Regions from separate parts of the Homo sapiens genome. Here region 2 is linked to region 1. The links are chromatin contacts, found by Hi-C or POLR2A ChIA-PET in ENCODE. All regions are on one chromosome and are shown on one strand. Each heading gives the region's core, a stretch centred on a gene start or an enhancer-like site at or near the end of the contact. The rest is flanking DNA. Distances are from core to core; before and after follow the strand shown. Region 1 holds the start of OR2D2 (olfactory receptor family 2 subfamily D member 2). Region 2 holds the start of ZNF215 (zinc finger protein 215).

Region 1 (2,700 bases), core at 141-2,640:
AAGTTGATGTTTCCTTCCAATTTGAATGCAAGTAACCAACCCACACCAATATTAGAAGTATTTATGACTTTGTCAGCAGTAGTAATTATAAGAATTTTTATATTGTATTGCAGTTGTTGGAGAGATCTCCAAATATTTAAACTCATCATTATTTTGAAATGAAGATGGTTATTAGACCCACCACTACATTTCAAAATTTTAGTGTATTAATAAAGAAGCACATATATTGCTGTTTACAAATCTGTTTTCTAAAATTATTTCGATAACTGTATTTTGATATAACTGGTTTCCTTAGTAATCCTATACATTTTATTTGATGTATTTAAAACGTTATTCTGAGATACTTTCACCAGACAGTTAAAGGATTGATAGCCCAACCCGTGTATAGGATCTTAAACTTTACACTTTAAAGTAAATTTATTTCCCTTCTTTTTGGAACAGCTCCACAAAATTGGATTATTATTTCAAATCTCTCTAGGGATATTGGCAAAACTTCTAAATGACTCTGCTTAACTATGTGATCAAATTATTATTTGTTTAATGAATTATGGTCATTTATGAAATGAAGTTCTCTGCTATGACTCGTAAAGGACACAGAGGTGAAAAAGACATGGAAACTATTTTCAAAGGAACTTTTACTTTTGCGGGGGGAGTGGACAGATAATGCATATAATTTTTAGCAGAGAGAGCTGGGGAGTAGTGCTGTTTGGGCTGAGTATGAAACTAGTCACGCTGGTGGCTTAAAATGAAAATTCTGTTTTGATGGTGTGTCTGTTATGTTGGAAGTTCATTCACAGTTGAGACTGAACAGAACTCAAGCTGAGGCTTCAGATAGGATTCCCAAGGGTATCCTGAGTTAATCTTTGGTTTCCCAGCTCCTGTAAGACAGGTTAGTTTCTTAAATAAAACATACCAGTACTTTGGCTCTTTCTGATTTCTTATACCTTCGTGTCTGTCCTTTCACGGAAAATACAACAGAAAACTATATTATCATAAGCGGGGAAGAGGAGATGTGACAAGAGCACTTACGACTCAGGGGTTTTAGTTAAGAACAAACAGAAATTAAATGGCAGGACTTTATAGATGAACTCAGTCTGTATTTAATATTGTATTATTAAAAGTGTGGTATTCAGAGTGAGAAAAATAATTTTAAAAATCTATTCTTGCCAGATGACATCAACAATGAATGCAACATCTTTTAAAGTTTGTTTTACAACACTGAAAATGTTCCAATGAAAGAAACATGATCATCTTATGAAGGGGGTTCTTGAAATTTTCAGTAGAAATTGGGGCAGTTCCTAAGCCTGCACTTCTGAATTATATAATTTTATAGGTATGCCTGTCTATGGTTAGCACATAGTGACTTCTTACTGAAAAGGACAACAAACTATGAGACAGATAAATCAGACACAAGTGACAGAATTCCTCCTTCTGGGACTCTCTGATGGGCCACACACCGAGCAGCTGCTATTTATCGTATTATTGGGTGTCTACCTGGTCACTGTGCTTGGAAATCTGCTTCTAATCTCCCTTGTTCATGTTGACTCCCAACTTCACACACCCATGTATTTTTTTCTCTGCAACTTGTCTCTGGCTGACCTCTGTTTCTCTACCAACATAGTTCCTCAGGCACTAGTCCACCTGCTTTCCAGAAAGAAGGTCATTGCATTCACACTTTGCGCAGCTCGACTTCTCTTTTTCCTCATTTTTGGGTGTACCCAGTGCGCCCTTCTTGCAGTGATGTCCTATGATCGCTATGTTGCAATCTGCAATCCTCTGCGTTACCCTAACATCATGACCTGGAAAGTGTGTGTCCAGCTGGCAACAGGATCATGGACCAGTGGCATTCTGGTGTCTGTGGTAGACACCACCTTCATACTGAGGCTACCCTACCGAGGCAGTAACAGCATTGCTCATTTCTTTTGTGAGGCCCCTGCACTATTGATCTTAGCATCCACAGACACCCATGCATCAGAGATGGCCATTTTTCTTATGGGGGTTGTGATTCTCCTCATACCTGTTTTTCTGATTCTGGTATCCTATGGCCGTATCATAGTAACTGTGGTCAAGATGAAGTCAACTGTGGGGAGTCTCAAGGCATTTTCTACCTGTGGCTCCCACCTCATGGTGGTCATACTTTTTTATGGATCAGCAATTATCACTTACATGACACCCAAGTCTTCCAAACAGCAGGAAAAATCGGTGTCTGTTTTCTATGCAATAGTGACTCCCATGCTTAATCCCCTCATCTATAGCCTGAGAAACAAGGATGTGAAGGCAGCTCTGAGGAAAGTAGCCACAAGGAATTTCCCATGAAGGCTTGGAATCTCACACTGACAGTGAGCTCAGAGAACCTTTTGGCTTCCTACTTCAAAGACTTGCTGGGAAGACATGGAATCAACCCAGGTGGATTGGATTTTTAAAAATGTACATTGGCACACTTGGTTTCTCAAGTCACCTGCTTGGCCCCCTTCCAAGTTGTACTTTCCTTCTTTTTCCTCCTTTCCTTTTCCTTCCTTACTGTTCTAAAGCTTTTTAATAAACTTTCTCCTGCTTTGAAAACAAAAGTACATATACACCATGGAATACTATGCAGCCACAGAATAGAATGAAATCATGTCATTCGCAGAAACATAGATGCAGCTTGAAACCATTATCCTAAGTGAACTAGCACAAAAACAGAAAACCAAATACTTCATG
Region 2 (2,700 bases), core at 114-2,613, 34 kb before region 1:
AGGACAGGGAGAGACGTTCAGGATGGCATGCTGCATTTAGGTAAGATTTCCGAGGTGGAATAGTTTTGATGATAGAGATCCAAGGTGTGACGTGACTGCAAGTAGCTTAAGTGGCAAATGATGAACACTGGAATATACAAAGCCAGGAAATATAACAGTTAAACTCTAAAGTACTGAATAGATGCCTCTGATATAAAGGTGGGATTCAGGATTAAGACACGGAGCCAGTACCACTGTGACGGAGGGACCTGAAGTTGTAGTGGATGGTTAGACTAATATAACCAGGTGGCACCAGTTCTACGGTTTTATGGCCGCAAGGAACTCGAACAGCTGCTAATTATGGAAAAAAGGTACTGTCTGTGAAGAGGGTTATTTCTAATCAAACAGGTTGTAGGTAGGACAGCTGCTTGAGGTAAGAACCACCTGGCGAGAGTAGCTTAGATAAAGAGGAACAGAAAACAGTTTGCAAATAAGTGACTGAATAGAAGTCATTTATGTTAAATGGAGAAAGAATTATTTTAAAATAAGTACGATACTTGGAGGTTTTAATCTTTTAGGGAGGTGGCCAGGAATGACTGGGAAAACAAGGCAATATGAATTAATTAAAACTCCATTGTCTTTCCCAGTTGATTGATCCAGTCACGCTTGGTTTTTCCATGAGGCATCAATACCAGCCATTCCCAAACCAGCTGATCATAACATACTAACCACTCTGCGCGTCTGGAGACTGCCCCTATTGCAGAGTGGAAGAGGCGACAGGAGTGTGGTTAAATCCTTGCTTTAGCGGAGCTGGATCCTGACCCCAGCCGTCCCGCCGCCCACCCCCTCGCCCTCTGTCGCTGCTCTCAACGCTTGTCTTACTTCCGCAGCCCACGTTTCCATCCCTCCCGTCAGCTCGCGCCCTCCTCCAGGTTTTCCGGCACAGACCTTGGAGGGCAGCGTGGAAACTGGGTAACTGCAAGCAAGCTGAGGTAAGCTGCACGTTCCGCATGGACGCCCTCAAGCGTGATTCCCAATTCCAAGACCCCGCGTCCCCACCGCCCGCTGACGAGAACGATACCCGTGAGCACCGCTCCTCTCCAGTGGCCCGTTCAGTCACTCACAAGCGCCAGTTCTCAGAGGAGCCGCGGAATCGCTGTCTTGGACAGTGAAGGGAGCTGGCGTTGGTAATCACGCTGCAACTAGGAATCCCTGACCTCGCCGAACCCTCAACTCACTGCCGGCTCCGAGTTTCATAAATTGCCGCGGAACAACCTCGACGCACTCTTGCGCACGCGCACCAGCTGTGGAAGGAACCCCCTAGGAGCCCCCGCGACCCGGATCGGTGAGGTAGACCAGGCCTTTGCCAGCCCCGTCCCTTTCTGCAGGCCCCGTCCCTTTCTGCAGGCCCCGCCCACGCCGCACACTTGGAACTCTGGCCCTGTGAATGGACTCACGGTGAGCTTCTAGTGGCTTAAAGAAATGAGCGTCATACTTCCGGCGCTGCCTCATCCCGTCCGGGGAAACTAGTCCAAATCGCCTTTCTGTTCCCCACACCCCATTTGTCTGGAATCAAAAAACAATGACAATTTCGACAAGACATTGTCTCTTACATGGTCTTTATTGGTTTATTGGTTCACAGATTCATTCATTCAGTTTTGTATGGAAGTGAGAGGGCTTGCAGTTCGTTGTTCAGTTTTGGCTTGTTAAGACTGAGGTACTTTGTGGCATCTGAGAAGCATTGTCAATTAGGCATTTGGATGTAGGCATTTGGGAATTTAGAGATGTCTGGGGCTAGACCTGTAAAATTTGGGTCAATCTGGGTAGATGGTGATTGATGCTATCCATTGGAATAGGACTGCAGAGAAAGGGACAGAGAGGAAGAGAGAAAATAGAAGGAAATGGGCTGGAATTGGCCCAGGGAACACCAACACCATTGGTTGAGTCAGGAAGGCGGACCTGCAAAAAAGAGAGAGGAGGATCAGCCTGAGAGGTAGGAGGAAATCTGGTGGGTGTGGAGACACAGAGGGAAGGGATGTGTGTGTCACAAAGGAGAGAATGCTTGGTGGCATTAAGTACATGATAATATGATTAGTGCTTGCCTAGAGGCATGTGGACAGTGCTGTAGGAGCAGAGTGAAAGAACTTAAACCAGAGAGAGCTTTATATCTAGGCCAGGAGTGGACTAAGGTAAAACAAGATGGCAACTTTGAACAGCTAGTGACACAAAAAAACAAGGACACACCATATAGTTTCTTTTATTTCTTTTTAAATAGACCTTATTTTTTAGAGCAGTTTTGGATTTACAGTTTTGGAAAAATTGAGAAGGTAATATACAGAGTTACCTTCTACTCCACAACTAGTTTTCCCTGTTATTACCCTCTTAAATTATTATGGTATATTTGTTACAACTAAGAAAATAAAAATAAAATATAAAAATAAAAAATAAAATAACATTGATACATTAAGTCCACAATACTTTATTCAGATTTCTTATTTTCTTTGCTTTTTTCTTTTCTTTTCTTTCTTTCTCTTTCTTTCTTTCCTTTCTTTCTTCTTTCTTTCTTTCTTTCTTTCTTTTTCTCTCTTGCTTGCTTGCTTCTTTTCTTTCTTTCTTCTTTTTTTGACTGGGTCTCACTCTGTCACCCAGGCTGCCAGGCTGGAGTACAGTGGTGTGACAGCTCACTGCAGCCTGGACCTCCCTGAGCTCAAGTGATTCTCC

What was found. Hi-C counts contacts between places; a loop is a spot of excess contacts on that map. ChIA-PET counts read pairs that join two places held with the same protein, here RNA polymerase II (POLR2A). Pooled maps may share reads with other maps.
Region 2: a map with no recorded cell type shows a loop between it and region 1 (2.9-fold over the local background). The contact joins the promoter of ZNF215 here to the promoter of OR2D2 in region 1. A Hi-C loop is called at or near these places in 3 of 168 maps with a recorded cell type or tissue (HepG2, chondrocyte and tibial artery), 6 of 37 single-sample maps with no recorded cell type and 4 of 50 pooled maps. POLR2A ChIA-PET finds 5 or more read pairs at or near these places in 2 of 52 experiments (Panc1 and activated T-cell).

Annotation. Positions count from the first base shown.
Region 1 is chr11:6,891,190-6,893,889 of GRCh38, reverse strand. OR2D2 (olfactory receptor family 2 subfamily D member 2) reads left to right here and starts at 1,390. Exons shown (of 1, transcript NM_003700.1): 1 at 1,390-2,316. The coding sequence starts at 1,390. The coding sequence ends at 2,316.
Region 2 is chr11:6,925,089-6,927,788 of GRCh38, reverse strand. ZNF215 (zinc finger protein 215) reads right to left here and starts at 1,363. Exons shown (of 7, transcript NM_013250.4): 1 at 1,104-1,363; 2 at 1-127. LOC107984019 (a long non-coding RNA gene) reads left to right here. Exons shown (of 4, transcript XR_001748112.3): 2 at 627-1,972.